Linked DNA regions of Homo sapiens: region 2 is linked to region 1. The links are chromatin contacts, found by Hi-C in ENCODE. All regions are on one chromosome and are shown on one strand. The core of a region is the stretch at or near the end of the contact, and the rest is flanking DNA. Distances in the headings are between cores, read along the strand shown.

What was found. A loop is a pair of places that touch in the nucleus more often than their neighbours do. Pooled maps may share reads with other maps.
Region 2: a pooled map shows a loop between it and region 1 (5-fold over the local background). The contact joins the enhancer-like site here to the promoter of DDX60 in region 1. A Hi-C loop is called at or near these places in 5 of 50 pooled maps.

What each region holds. Positions count from the first base shown.
Region 1 is chr4:168,314,779-168,322,669 of GRCh38, reverse strand. DDX60 (DExD/H-box helicase 60) reads left to right here and starts at 3,918. Exons shown (of 38, transcript NM_017631.6): 1 at 3,918-4,048. RefSeq lists an enhancer at 3,655-3,984.
Region 2 is chr4:169,407,244-169,415,134 of GRCh38, reverse strand. All of the region lies in intron 31 of NEK1 (NIMA related kinase 1), which reads left to right. Among named protein-coding and RNA genes, the nearest start is that of SH3RF1, 140 kb to the right of the region's middle. RefSeq lists an enhancer at 4,024-4,213. Within about 2 kb of position 4,139, at least 3 of the 41 ENCODE cell types and tissues checked have a DNase peak (open chromatin) inside an H3K27ac peak, as active enhancers do.

The DNA.
Region 1 (7,891 bases), core at 2,669-5,168:
GAGAGAAGAGGAGGTGAATAAACTATTTGAAGTGTTCTAAGAAGAGAGGAAATATTGATAGGAAAGTTTGATCTAGAAGCAATGAGCATATATTGAAGTGTTTTTTAATGGGGTCTTGATGTGCTCAGTTTTACCTGCTGAAAAAATGCAGCAGAGTAGAAAATGAATTGGAGGGACAGACTGGAGTTAGAAAGTGAAAAGGTTGTTTCAATAATCCAGATGAGAAATGATGAGGCTTGCTCTAGCCTTTGGAAAAATGGAAGAGTCAAGAGACTCAAGATTCTGTAAGTGTTTGGAGTTGGAATTTACTGGGATTTGAGGGAAGTGAGGATGCAACAATGGCTCCCAGGTTTCTAACTTGAGCAGTAGTTATGTGATGATTCTGCTGATCCTTACAGAGAAGGTGGGAAAAGAAATTGATTTGAAGGAGAAGATTGTAACTGAAATCAAGGGAGAAGAGGCACTTTAGAAGAGAGGGGCTGTACAAACTATCTTTCTAATGCTGAACAGAGGCAAGTAAATCAAACAGGGACTAAACAAGCATTGTTTGGATTTGTCAATTAGTGGATCCTCATTGGATATCTTTGACAGAGCAGTTCCAGATCAGATTTAGGCTAATGGGCCTGAGAAATTTGAAGGGAGGTGAAGAAGTGTAGCCAATGGATGAAGACCACTACAGGGCACCATGCTGAAAAGAGAAGGGCTGAAATCGGGCATGACATCATTTTTCTTATTGTTTGAAAATGGAAGTTTGAACCTATTGAACCTATTCAATTCAATAGGTTCAATTAGAATTGAATTCTATTGAATTGAGTTCTATTGAATTGAATAGGTTCTAATTGAACCTATTAGTGGAATGAACACTATGTTTTAGTTGACAAAGAGATGTTAAAATACACAACAAACTGAAGAATGATGGGCTAGGATGCTTGAGGGGAGATCCAAACCCAGATCTAGAAGGCTAGTTATGTTGTGTGTAAGTGGCATGCTGTGTGTTCTGCTTAAACTCTGTGTGAGACTGGAATATGGAGTTATCAGAAAGCTGGAGAGAATTCTCCTTGAAAACAGAAGAGATGGTCTATCATTTAAAAGACTTGAGAATGGTAAAGTGCTGAATTGTAACTGTCATTGTGAAATATGCAGAAGGCTGAGGGGAACAGAAAAAAAGGTATCAGCTGTGTTGTTAAATAATACATTTGATGAGATCCTAACTGGGTCATTCCCCTTGGTGGCCAGGTATCAAAAAGAAAAGAAAACTTGAATTAATCAGGATTAACAAATTATAGGCAAGTGTAGAGGAAAGTCAGTAGGTTCAAGCAGTTGAACATGTTAATTAAGAGGAGAGTTGAAGTGTTGGCTCATGGAGTTCACCCTGATAGGACAAACATTTGGGAGTCCTCAGAGGTTAAAGTGTAGGGCATAAAGGGAGGGGTCTAAAAGGAAAAATAAAGTACGTGACTATCAAGCTTCAGAACAAAGTCCAGGGTGTGGTCATGGGAGTAGGCTGTTGAAGTGAAAAAGTAAAAAAAAAATAAAAAGTTTCTGTGTGTTTACATACTTTGGGGTGGAAAATTGAAGAGGATGAGTCAAAGTTGTCTTGAACTCTCACCTGATAAATCCGGTCACTGAAAGTCGAAACAACTGTAGAACATCATATATTCTAAAAAACTTTATAATTTAAGCAAAAAAAAATCATTTGTCCACTAGCTGAAACACTTTCAGTTGTAGAATTTGAAGCATTTGATGAAATTATGTAATAGAGAATGTTGTAGATAGGCCATTGGGTTAGACCACATTTTGAATCTTAGTATAATTTATTAGCTGTTTTATCCCTCGAAGCTTTATTTTTCTTATCTACAGAATGACAGAAATCATAGTACACACCTCATGAACTTGCTGTGATCATTGATATGGTATTAGCATATTGCTTAGCACATAGTAGCTGTCTGAATTAATTCTACCTCTTGTTATAACACAATCCATTATTTCTGCTGTTTGCAAATATGTTATTCATTTCCTACAATACAGTTTGCAATATTGTATTAGTTCTCTATGGCTGCTGTAACAAATTACCACAAATTTAGTGGCTTAATACCACACAAGTTTGTTCTCTTACAGTTCTGAGCTCAGAGGTTCAAAATCAGTCTCTCTGGGCTGAAGTCAAGGTGTTATCAGGGCTGATTTCTGGAGGCTCTAGAAAAAAAAAATGTTTCCTTGCCTTTGGTAGTTTCTAGAGACCACCAGACTCCTTGGCCCGTGGTCCCTTCCACTGTCTTCAACGCCATCTGTGTAGTGTCCCCACATTCTGTCACTGACTGTTTCTATCATCACATTGCCCCTCGAACTCCTGTCTCCCTCTTATAAAGGCCCTTCTGATGACCTTGGGCCCACCTGGATAATCCCGGGTAAGGGGTAATCTCCTCTTCTAAAGATTCTTATTTAATCTATTTTGCAAAGTTACTTTTGCTATGAAAGTTACTGTATTCATAGGTTCCAGGAATTAGGATTTTGGCCTCTTTTGGAGGGAGGAGTGCAGGGTATTATTCAGCCTACCCCAGGCAGGTACATCAGAGATCACAGTGAAGGAGACAGGAATATTGGCTGATTTAAGACCAATCATGTGTTAAATTCTAGAGTCTTTTATTTTCTTTCTTAATCTCATCACTAACAAACACGTGAATTTCTAAACAAATGAATAAACAAGTAATTGTCTGATGGATGTGAGAAATGTCCTCCTTCCCCATATCCCCCTCTTTTAACAACTTGACTCTCTAATTTTTCACAAGACAAAGTATCATTCACTACTCTCTCTGTTCTGTGTTCCCTGTGGAGCAGTGCCTGGACCTTGGCTCTTTCCTTTCCTTGTAGACAAAGCAGCCTGTGGCTTCTTATCATGCTGATTACCCAAATTCACTGCTGTCTTTCCTCCACACCCTCTTCTATTTCCAATATATGAATGCATATTTATAGCATTAATGAAATCAAGCATACGAGGGCACTGAAAGGAAAGGAGATGAGTATCGAAACCCACACTGCAAGTATCAACAGGCAAAAATTAAGAGAACATTTCATCAATTTGAGGCACAAATAAATGTGACCATTCTGCATTTTCAATTTATTTTTTAATGTTGATTCTTGGCCCATGAAAGTACCAATTACAGTTTATACAGAACAGTAATCATCAGCTTCTCATAACAGAAACTCAAAGTTCATGTATTGTTACATACTTTCTTTTTTCTTTTTGCATACAAGTAGAAGCAGCAAGATCTCCAATTTCATTGTGGGGTTTCAGATTCCACAGTGTCTTTTACATTTTATCAATTTCTAAATTCTAACTCTTCTTGATTTTATCTTGTTTAGATGTTACAAATTTTTCTGCCTCAATTTACTCTATATTTATGCCCAAATTCCAAAGCCCATTTTTATTGCCTTTGTCTCTCTCTTTTAAGGTTTTTTTTAGTTTCATTTTATTTTTAATTGACGCATAATAATTGTATATATTTTTGGGGTACAATGTGACGTTTCAATACATGTATACATTGTGTGATGATCAAATCAGGATAATTAGCCCATCTATTACCTCAAAACTTTACTATTTCTTTGTGATGAGAATATTCAAAATTCTCTCTTCTAGCTATTTTGAAATATGCATTATTGTTAACTATACACACCCTACTGCAGAATAGAATACCAGAACTGGTTCTTCCTAGCTATTGTAACTTCATACCTTTTAACTAACGTCTCGCCATGCTCCCCTTCTTAAGATTCTGATTGAAGGGAAGGATGCTAAACTTTCCACGAAAGTGCCTCGCCTAATTCGTGCTGAAGGGAAACTGAAACCTAAGTGCTTCTGAGAGGAGAAAGGAAACCGAAACTCCCGCCGGATGCATAAAAGACTGGCTGCGGTGGCTCAGAGCGCCGAGTCCTAGGCCAGGTCTGGGGTAACCTGGAACTTCCACCTGGGCTCTGCGCTAGGTCTCTGTTTCACTCCCTCCCCGCGGGGCGCGCAGCTCGCGGGTCTTTGGACACCACCGGTCCTGAGTCCGCGGTGAGGAGCCGGGGATGTCCCTTGGGAAGAGCCTGGGGCGGAGCTGTCTAGCGGGAGTTCTAGGTCTTCTTCAACGGACCGGACAGGGAGGTGGCCCAGGAGTGCTGGGCTCGGGGCGCGGGAATCTGGGGAACCTCCTGGGATCGCAAGGCCGTGGCGCACGGGCCCCCTGCTGGCCCGGAAGGCCGGGCGTGGGGAGGGGCGGAGGAAAGGGACAACCGCGAAAGGCCTGAAGTCTGAGACAGAGAGGAGTGCTTAGTTAGGCATTTAAGGAGTCCCCGTCAAAGGTGGGAGCTGGGTAATGGAGGTTGAGGAGAAATTAAGGGACATCATATCTAAGCACAGCCAGTAAAACCTGTACATTGACAGCAGCAAGAAGCTTCCACCTTCAATCCCTGCTCCAGACTTGTAGAATCAGAATCTGCGTTTATTAATAAGATTCCCCCAGGTAATTTCTGTGCACCCTTAAATTTCAGTGGCTTAAGACAATAGAAATTTATTTCCTACTCCAGTAACTTAATTTATTCCTGGTCAAGGGGCAGGTATAGTGGCTTAAAACATTACAAGTTTATTATTTTACAATTGCTGTGGATCAGAAGCCCAGGCATGGGTAAAGTGAGTTCTCTGTTCAGCATCTCATCGAGCTGAAATCAAGGTGTCAGAGCTGTGGCCTCATGGGACACCATGGATGCTCATTCAGGTTGTTGGAAGAATTCAGTTTCTTGCAGCTAAAGGACTGAGGTTACCTGCTTTCTTGCTGGCTGTTGGCTGGGGGTTCCCATGTCTTTAGATTTCACCCTGAGATCTTAGCTACAGTGGCCTTCTCACAACAAGGTGGCTTATACCGTTAAAGAAGGTATAGGGTACCTTTAAAGAAGGTATAAGCCTCTTTGGGGGAATCTCCCGAGTCTACTATGATGAAGTCTTACATAATATAACCGAATCATTAAAGAGACTATGCCATTAAATTCACAGGTCCTGTCCACACTCAAGGGGAGAGGGTTATACCGGGTACTGGAAGCCATTTTAACCCACCAGCTCTTCTCCAGGCAGGGTTTCAGGAGCTTGATGCCTTTCATCAAGTAGCTCCACCATTCTGTTCCAATACAGAATCCATGATTTCCTTTCCCTTCCCTTGCCCCCATTTTTTTCCTCTTTACCTCCCCTTTGCGCCTTTCCTCTTCCCTCCTTTTTTCTCTTTTCCATTTCTCTTCCTCCCTTCTTCTTTTCTTCTTCCTTTTTAAGATTGTTTGAATCAGAATATGGTTCTGACACTACTGTGATTGGAGGATAAGCCTTATAAGGTTCTTGCAATTTCTTTCATCCCCTTTTAATTTATTCGTTTGTAAGATTTGTGGTCTTATGATTGTTTGTTTTTGTATGTGTGTGTCCTGTTGGGTGTGTGTTTATGTGTGTGTGTGTGTATGTGTCCTAATCCCTGTGGTGTCATTTAACATATTTTGCTGGCCTCTAAATTTCTTGTAAATTAATCATTACTACTAGCGTTTTGATCAGATTCAGGTTTTCTTTTTTTTCTTCTTCTTCTTTTTTTTTTTTTTTTTTTGAGACGGAGTCTTGCTCTTTTGCCCAGGCTGGAATGCAGTGGCTTGATCTCAGTTCACTGCAACCTCTGCCTCCCAGGTTCAAGCGATTCTTCTACCTCAGCCTCCCAAGTAGCTGGGATTACAGGTGACTGTCACCATGCCCAGCTAATGTTTGCATTTTTAGTAGAGATGGGGTTTCACCATGTTGGCCAGTCTGGTCTCGAACTCCCGACCTCAGGTGATCTGCCCGCCTTGGCCTCCCAAGTTTTGGGTTTCTTTTTTTTTTGGCTGGGAGAACTACAATACTTCACTGATGGTGTGGACACTTGCCTCTATTTTTGTTGTGCTATCGTTTAAAAATACCAAGATCTGTTAATTCATTAGGAGTTGTAAAATGGTGATATTCTAATTCTATCATTCCTTCTGTGTTTATTAGCTGCATTATTTCTAGAAATGAATCACTCTTGTATCTACTCTTTGGTAATGCGATGGTGCAGTACTTAGAAGAAAAGCAGGATAATTTCTTGATTCCATAAACCATTATTTTTTTTCATATATTGTCTTCAGATGCTATTGCTGGACATCCTGCTGTGAAAGATGAAGAATTTAGCATTCATATTTATTTTTCTTTCATTCATCCCTTTGTGAACTGCCAAGTTGGTTAATTATATTATTATTTTCATACTGTCAAGGTTTATCATATTTTACAGCAGTTTGTGACTTTGATTCTTGTGATTTGTTTGTATGTTGAGTCAACAGTAAAAAAGAAGTAAACAGCAGTGACAAAATTATGAGTATGTACACATTACTCAGTGTAGAAGCAATCTAGGAATTGCTAGGCTAAGACATGTAGTTCTATGTTGTTAAAATTACTGTTTGAAATAGACTTTTGTAAATTCGAAGTACCATGGGTTCTCTTGTTTTTCTTTATAGCTTCCTTTAACTTTTCTAAATCACACAAAGTTTCATGGTTTTTTGATTGTCTTCATTCTTGATGGGTTTTCCCCAATTTTCTGTATTATCTCTTTAAATAAAATTATCATTTAAGATATATAGTTGGCATTTTGGAAGACAGCGTGGCCATTCCTCAAGGATCTAGAACCAGAAATACTATTCGACCCAGCAATCCCATTACTGGGTATATACCCAAAGGATTATAAATCATTCTACTGTAAAGACACATGCACATGTATGTTGATTGCAGCACTATTTACAATAGCAAAGACTTGGAACCAACCCAAATACCCATTAATGATAGGCTGGATAAAGAAAATGTGGCACATATACCCCATGGAACACTATGCAGCCATAAAAAAGAATGAGTTCGTGTCCTTTGCAGGGACATGAATAAAGCTGGAAGCCATCATTCTCAGCAAACTAACACAGGAACAGAAAACCAAACACCACATGTTCTCACTCATAAGTGGGAGTGGAACAATGAGAGCACATGGACACAGGGAGGGGAACCTCACACACTGGGGCTTGTCGGAGGGTTGGGGGCAAAGGGAGGGAGAGCATTAGGTCAAATACCTAATGCATGAGGTGCTTAAAACCTGGATGACGGGTTGATAGGTGCAGCAAACCACCATGGCACATGTATATCTATGTAACAAACCTGCATGTTCTGCACATGTATTTCAGAACTTAAAATAAAAAAAGGATATATGGTTGGTGAAATTTATGACTTCTTAGAAGTCTAATTACATCTTTTTGCCTCCTCCATGAATTGAATCACTATTTAGATGCAGAATTCTAAGTTCAAATTATTTTCCCTTTAGAAATCTGAAAGTGCTTTATTTTATCAAAACATCCAGGAATGTTGCTTATTTTAATTAATTCTGTGTGCCAGGTATTATTTTAATCAATTCGTATCCATCAGTTCATACATTTAAGTAGCTTGAAAACACAATCAGAGGTGAGTAATATTATTGTTCCAATTTTATAGATAAGTAAATTGAAACTCAGAGATGGTAAATACCTTGTCTAAGCTTATAGAACTATAGTATATTTCAGAACCAAGATTAAAATGCAAGTAGTCGGCCAACAGTGTTCATTTCTTAAACCAGTTCTCATATGGCCTGACTTCCATTTCTTTGTACCTTTTCTGTCTTTCTCTTTATTCTTGGAGCTCTGCAATTTTAACAAGTTGTGCCTAGGCGTAGTTTTCTCTTTTGTCATTATTTCTACTCAGTAGTTAGAGAAACATTTCAATCTAAACACATTATGTTGTTCTTTAGTTCTAGTCTAATATTAGTATATTAGTTTAAGTATATATCTTTGATTATTTTTATCCCCACTC
Region 2 (7,891 bases), core at 2,890-5,389, 1.1 Mb before region 1:
AGCTGTTTGTCTTTGAAAGAGTCACATTTTGCAATATAGCTTTTAATAGATTATTCAGTGGATGGCACTGCAAAGGCATGCCATGCAGTGCTCTATGTTGTTGGTTGATAACTTTGAAATCCAATGAGGCGGTGATACAATTGATAACCTATAATGGAAAATGACTGTAACTCAGACTCTAGTTTGGTTAGGTGGCCAGCTATTTTTGTTAAAGTAGGTTACAGAGCAATTTTTAATCAAAACTAGAACTTCTTCATGAAAACTTTTTTGTTCATTCACCATTTTGTTCATTCACCATTGATTAATGATCAGTTTGTTTTAAACCATATAGCCTTAACTCTAGAATTTTAATGTGGGTACCGTGAAGAATGTTTGTCTAAAATACAGATTCTTACACCTCACAGCTAAAGGTATTTGTTTTAATATATCTGGAGCAGAGGTCAGGAATATGCATTTTTGGCACACACCGTAAGTAATTCTGCTGCTGGTGGTCCACATTCCCCACTTGAGAAATACTGCCACAGATCACAGTTGACCTAATTGCAGCCTGGAAAGTGTTTAAAGTATGTTATATGTCAACCCTCCTTGACCACTAAAAATATTAATAATGCTTCAAAGGAATGTCTAATTTTGAGTGCTGTGCCTTTCTGATGAATTACAATTATGAACACTTTGTCAAATACATTCATAAATATTAAACAAGTTAATTTTCTATATAGGGTTATTGGATAACAACCAATAAAATTTTGGAAAGAGATTACTAATATGAGGTTTACTTCTTGGTGGTAATAAAAAAGAAGTACCAAATTTAAGACCATATTATCAGAGTAATACAGATTATACTGACCTTTCTGTTGTTACTAGTAGGATGTATGACTGTAACTCATTAAAATTTAAGCAAATAGATTCTAGATCAGAAAACAGCCTTGCATTGTTCACAATTATTAATATTTTTTGTCTTGGGAAGTAGCTATGAACTACCATCTAATAAAAGTATACTAATTATTAGTGTAATAGTAGCTGGCTAATAGTATGAATAGTATTCTATATACTGTTCTAGCTGCTTGACATATAGTTACTTCTCACAGTGACCCTATGTGACAAATACTGTTTTTGTTCAGACTGAGTCTCACCCTGTCACCCAGGCTGCAGTGCAGTGGCACAATCTTGGCTCACTGCAACCTCTGCCCTCTGGGTTCAGGTGATTCTTCTGCCTCAGCCTCCCAAGCAGCTGGGATTACAGGCACCCACCACCATGCCCAGCTAATTTTTGTATTTTTAGTGGAGACGGAGTTTCACCGTGTAGCCCAGGCTCATCTTGAACTCCTGACCTCAAGCGATCTGCCCACCTCGGCTTCCCAAAGTTCTAGGATTACAGGCGTGAGCCATCGCACCTGGCCATTAATACTGTTGTCTCCATTTTACGGATGAGGAAATTACAATGCAGAGAGGTGAAGTACATGGTGGATCAGTATAGATTTTGAAGGACGTATTAGTGACATGAGGTGACTGATCTAGTTTCTCACACAGAGACAAAGACTGATTAAAGGTCATTTAAATTTGTACTTTATCACTTATTTATTCATAAAATAACTGTTGCCTGTGGTGAAGTACTTCCTGCATTGCCATCTTATATGAAAACTTGCCTGGAAAACTTTGGAATTTGTTGTAGAGGAATGTGGCATAAAATTTAGGTGTATTTGGGAGGCCGAGGCAGGAGGATCACTTGAACCCAGGAGTTTGAGAGCAGCCTGAGCAACATAGTTAGCCCCCACCTCTACAAAAACATTTTAAAATTAGCCAAGCATGGTGGCACACACCCACCTCTAGTCCCAGCTGCTTCGGAGGCAGAGATGGGAGGATCGCTTGAGCCCAGGAAGTCAAGGCTGCAGTAAGCCGTGTTCATGCCGTCACGCTCCAGCCTGGATGACAGAGCGTGACCCTGTCTCAAAAAAAAAAAAAATTAGCTGTACTATTTAAATATTAATAACTATAGTTTGAAGGAGTAAAGAGTTGCTTTAAAAAAAAAGTGACATAAACTAAATTAACACCACACACCTATGATGTTAAGTGAACAGAAGGTAGAGTTTATAGCCCACAAATCAGAACAGTCTGAAAAGTTTGGGTCCTTATATTTGTTCATTAAGTGAACTCCATCAAAGAGACATTCAATCTCAATCTCCCTTGCCTCTCTCCTTGCCTCCCTCTTTCCCTCTCTTTCTTCCTCTCTCTTCCTCCCTCCCTCCCCCCACCACCCCTCTCAGTCTTATTCCAGCAGAGACCTATGGCTCCTGAAACGTAGATAAGCCTTTCTCCTTTCTGTTGCCACAACTGTTCTCTAGTCTTGTGGTGATAACTTTTCTATGTTCAGAATTCCCAGAGTCAGGATATTTTTCTTCCCTAAAAGTATCATAAGGCAAAGACTGGATCTATTTTCAATCACCATTATATCCTCAGCATCTAATACATGGTTAATGCCCAATAAATTCTATCAGTGGATAGAATGTATTCATCAGTTAGGGACTTTTTACATGTGGTTGCTTTGTACCTTACCAAATCTAGCTTTGTTTTGATAAAGGTATAGGCAGGCCAAAGAAGTCCAATAGTAGAAGATAATGGTGAAGCATGGTTTAAAGTTCATTCTCTACCATAAAGCTTTCCTTTTCTTTGTCCTGTTAGGGAGAATTCATCAGTGATGGGTTTTGATTAAAAGCCTTTTACAAGGAGGCTTTTAAAAGTAGAAATCAGTCTAGGGAAACACTGTTCCACCTTCAGAAGAAACAAAGGTAGGACAGGTGATAAGCAGTTTAAAGCCAGTGATACAGTCTTGTATTCTTCTCTAAAGAACAACTGTTTCTTTAAAAGTACAAACTGGTTAAGCCTGTTTGGTTGTCCTCACAAGTGGATACAGGATGAATTTGTGGAGTTGCCCACAAATTCTCACTCTGAGTCAAGCTATTGTAAGGCAGATTCATTTAGTCAACAAATATTTATTAAATATCTGCTATGTGCCAGGTACCACTCTAAATGCTAGAGTTAACAGTAGTGAGGAAAACAGACAAAAATCCTCTGCTCATGGAGCCATTCTAATTGGAGAATATAAATGATAAAATACATGATCATAAATAATTGGAAAAATTGAAGCAAGGCTAGTGAAGAAAGTTTGTGTACATGAGCCCCATTTCTCCTCCTTATCTGGAGCCTGCTAGTCAGGTATGAAGGTATTCCTCAGAGGTTACTCCTGGCTGGGATACATGCCTTCATAATGCAGTGAATGGTCTGTAGGCCAACATAGGTTTGTAAAGATTCAAATCAAAACTTTGCATTTGTTGTGATTTTATAAAGGGAAATTATCAATATATTTTTCCAATGGAATTTTTAAAAATAGTAACATTTTCAAGATTTGATTAATTTATAATCCCATGAAATCTGAAGTAGGTTGAGATAGAGAATTACCTGCTAACTCCACTTCATTTGCAGCCAGTTAAAATGACATAAAAGTCAGTCATGGCGGTGTGCAGTGACTCACGCCTGTAATCTCAGCACTGTGGGAGGCCGAGGCAGGTGGAACACCTGAGGTCAGGAGTTTGAGACCAGCCTGGCCAACATGGTGAAACCCCATCTCTACTAAAAATACAAAATTAGCCAGGTGTGGCGGCACATGCCTGTAATCCCAGCTACTCTGGAGGCTGAGGCCCGAAAGTCGCTTGAACCCAGGAGGCAGAGGCTGCAGTGAGCCGAGATTGCATCATTGCACTCCAGCCTGGGCAGCAAGAGCGAGACACCATCTCAAAAATAAAATATAAGTCAGTCAGTCATGACCACTGAGACTAAAAAAAAAAAAAAAATAGAGTCAGATAAAGATCATAATATCAGTTTTATTTTTGATAAAGCTCTACTGGAAAATGTGGCCTTAGGTTTGGCTTAAAATCATGCCTCTCAATATTTTCCTCCTGTGACTAGTCCTTGGAATCTGAAGAACAAACTTTCTTAACCCACAATAAGAGCTTTATATCCATCAAGCTCCAGTAGCAGGAAGACTGAGAGTGAGACCTATCTTGTCCCTAGAAAGCAGGCGTAGGCCTGAGCTATTTGTGCTCACCACAAGGCAACAGAAGGGAAACAGGATACGCACGCACACACTCTGTGGCAGGCAGATCTGAGAAAGAGAACAGGAAGGACACACACTTTACTGTCAGTGCCCTCTTGCAAATTTGCCTTCAGTCAGCTCGTGTTTCTTCACTTTAGGGGATAGTGAATAAGGGATGGAGAGAGACCAGATGTGTTCTGTGGATAGGGAGTGGGACAAAAAAATGATCTGCTTTATGAAAACTTGAGAATTTCTTGTTAAAGCAAATGCAAAGTGGCAAAAAATGATGAATGTATAATTCACATAAATAGCACATGTACCTTAGATGTCTTTTGATTTGTTAAAGTATTCCATTATTAGATAATGTCCGTAATTTTTGTCTTTGGGAAGTGTTCCTAAGTTTTAAATTAATGTTTTAAATCCATTTTGAGCCTGATGTATCGGTTGAAGTAAGCAGATATTCACAGTGGTTATTCTTAGAGAGCAGCAGCAGCATTTAATTGCAGTAAACAGAGGCTAAAAGAATGTGTCCATCATAAGACATTTGGTAGTGTAACTAGAATACTACTACTTCCTGATTTTATATGAAAAATACTGGAGCTCAAAGAGTGTATTAGAATTACTATGAGTAGAATTTTTTAGTTGAAGTTCTGTTAATGCAAGTAATACTGAATTCATTCACTATGTTATATGTTTCTCTACATCTTTGAAAAAAAATAGAACTAACCAGCAATAAAAACTGAAGGAAACATTTTAAGGTTTCCTAAAATTTGGTACTCCTGTTTGAACTTATAATGGTACCAAATGCTAGATGTGTAAATTATCATGTAACAATCTTGAAAAAAAAAATACTGTACATGAAGATCTCAGCCAGTGTGTTATAGATGAGCTGTTATTTTCAGAAAGAGTTCTTTTTGTGGATATTAAAACTATAGAATATTGTTTAAACAACATAGAAATAGTAGAATCAGAATTATAGAACTGAAAGTGTTCTTTTATAAAATTCTCTTGACCAAAGATGAATAACCTGTTTCAAACTTACCAGTCTACTATTCAGAATCTACCAGGAACTCAAACAAATAAGAAAAAAACAATCCCATCAAAAAGTGAGCAAAGGGCATTAATAGACATTTCTGAAAAGAATATAAACAAGAAACATATGAAAAACTGCTCAACATCACTAATCATCAGGGAAATGCATATTAAAGCCACAATGAGATACCACCTTACACCTGCAAGAACGGCCGTAATTTTTTCTTTTCTTTTCTTTATTTTTTGAGACAAAGTCTCGCTCTGTCGCCCAGGCTGGAGTGCAGTGGTGTGATCTCGGCTCACTACAACCTCCGCCTCCTAGGTTTAAGCAATTCTCCTGCCTCAGCCTCCCAAGTAGCTGGGATTACAGGCGCATGCCACCACACTGGCAGATTTTTGTGTTTTTAATAGAGACAGAGTTTCACCATGTTAGCCAGGGTAGTCTCAAACTCCTGACCTCAAGTGATCCATCTGCCTCGGCCTCCCAAAGTGCTGGGATTGCAGGTGTGAGTGAGCCACTGCACCCGGCCAAGAATGGCCATAATTAAGAAGTCCAAAAACAGGTAAGTGGCCGGGCGCGGTGGCTCACGCCTGTAATCCCAGCACTTTGGGAGGCCAAGACGGGCAGATCATGAGGTCAGGAGATCGAGACCATCCTGGCTAACATGGTGAAACCCCGTCTCTACTAAAAATACAAAAAATTAGCTGGGCGTGGTGTAGGGCGCCTGTAGTCCCAGCTACTCAGGAGGCTGAGGCAAGAGAATGGCGTGAACCCGGGAGGCGGAGCTTGCAGTGAGCCGAGATCGCGCCACTGCACTCCAGCCTGGGGACAGAGCAAGACTCTGTCTCAAAAAAAAGAAAAACAATAAGTAAAACAATAGATGTTGGCTTGGATGTGGTGAAAAGGGAACACTTTTACACTGCTAGTGGGAATGTAAATTAGTACAACCACTATGGAACACAGTATGGAGTTTCCTTAAAGAGCTAAAGGTAGAACTACCATTCGATCCAGCAATCCCACCACTGGGTATCTACCCAAAGGAAAAGAAGTCATTATATGAAAAAGACACACACACACCCATGTTTATAGCAGCACAATTTGCAATTGCAAAGATATGGAAACGACCTAACTGCCCATCAACCAACGAGTGAATAAAGAAAACGTGGAATATACGTACCTTGGAAGACTACTCAGCCATAAAAAGGAATGAAATAATGTCTTTTGCAGCAACTTGGATGGAGCTGGAGGCCATTATTCTAAGTGAAGTAACTCAGAAATAGAAAACCAAATAGCGTATGTTCTCATTGATAAGTGGGAGCTAAGCTGTGAAGACCCAAAGGCATAAGAGTGATGTAATGGACTTCGGCGACTCAAGGGGGGAAGGGTGAGAGGTAGATGAGGGATAAAAGACTGCACGTTGGGTACAGTGTACACTGCTCGGGTGTTGCGTGCACCAATATCAGAAATCACCACTGAAGAACGTATCCATGTAACCAAAAATCACCTTTACCTCAAAAACTATTGAAATAAAAAAAATCATTTGTATTGTTTAAAATATGAAAAGGAAAAATGAGAATAAATAAATCTATAGGGAAAAAAGCCTCCAAAGCCATGGGGGAGTAGGTGGGGGGACTTACTAGTCTATCAAGGAGTACTGTGAACATGAAGGGCTTATCCAGTTGATAGCTGTCAGATTAGTGGGTTGGTATAAACCTGTTCCAGGAGGTAAGTTGTCAAATTACATGACCACTTGAAATTTATTTTGGTTAACAAAAGGAGTAAACTAGAATTGAGTTTATTTTACCAGGGCCAGAATTTATCTCAGCCTAAAAAATATTGCATTATTTTATGTAGTAACCCCAAATTTAATTATATAATGCATATGTGCTGTTTATTGATTAGCAGGTACCTAAGGAAACCATTTCTGGTACATATTGCTAGTTTATAATATACATGGTCCAAACCATTAAAATAATAAACAAGGAAAGTGTGAATTCTACAGACAGTGGGAAATTCAGCAAAAGAAATACTTCCAGTACCATCACTAAGTGATTTAACAAGCAGTGTACTTTTACCAACTTGTAGTTCATAACGATTTTTCCCTTGAGTGTGAGAACATTTAAATTATGTTCAAATAATGGAAATCTTTTTCATTATTCTCAAAAACAGATTGTACCAATAAAATTGGCCAAGTATATAAGTTTTCATTAATATGCTAAACATTGTGTTTTCCTCACAGGCTCCCATCTGGTGAAGAGTTCTTATCAGTGCCTTAGTAGTCATGTTTCAAATCTCACAGATTCCTTTAGGGTTAACCCAGCTGTGAGAGTTATGTATGTAGTTAGTTGTTTCATAGCCTTGTCTATCTATCACATTCTAATTGTTGAAAGGTTGTTGGACAGAGGCTATTTCTATTATCCCTTATCCAGTACGGATTCACATTTTCAACACCTCAGCTGTGCTTTTTTTCTTTCCTCAACTCAGTTGGCTGAGTTTCTTCTTACTGTTCCTGCAAATTATGCTCAGCATTGACATCAAAGTGCTTGTCCTTCCTGCCTTCTGTTCTAGTGAGAAAGGTTCCACTCACAGTCCCATGGTCAGGGAAGCACTGATAGGCTTCTCTCTGCACTGATTTGAGGCCCCTCATTTCACCAGTATGTGGCTAATCAGCAGTTCCTACAATTGAGTGATACAAGGGGCTGTCAGTTATGTGTGGTGGTGCTTAGCCAAACTTCAGACTAACATGCTGCAGCATTTGGGCAAGACTG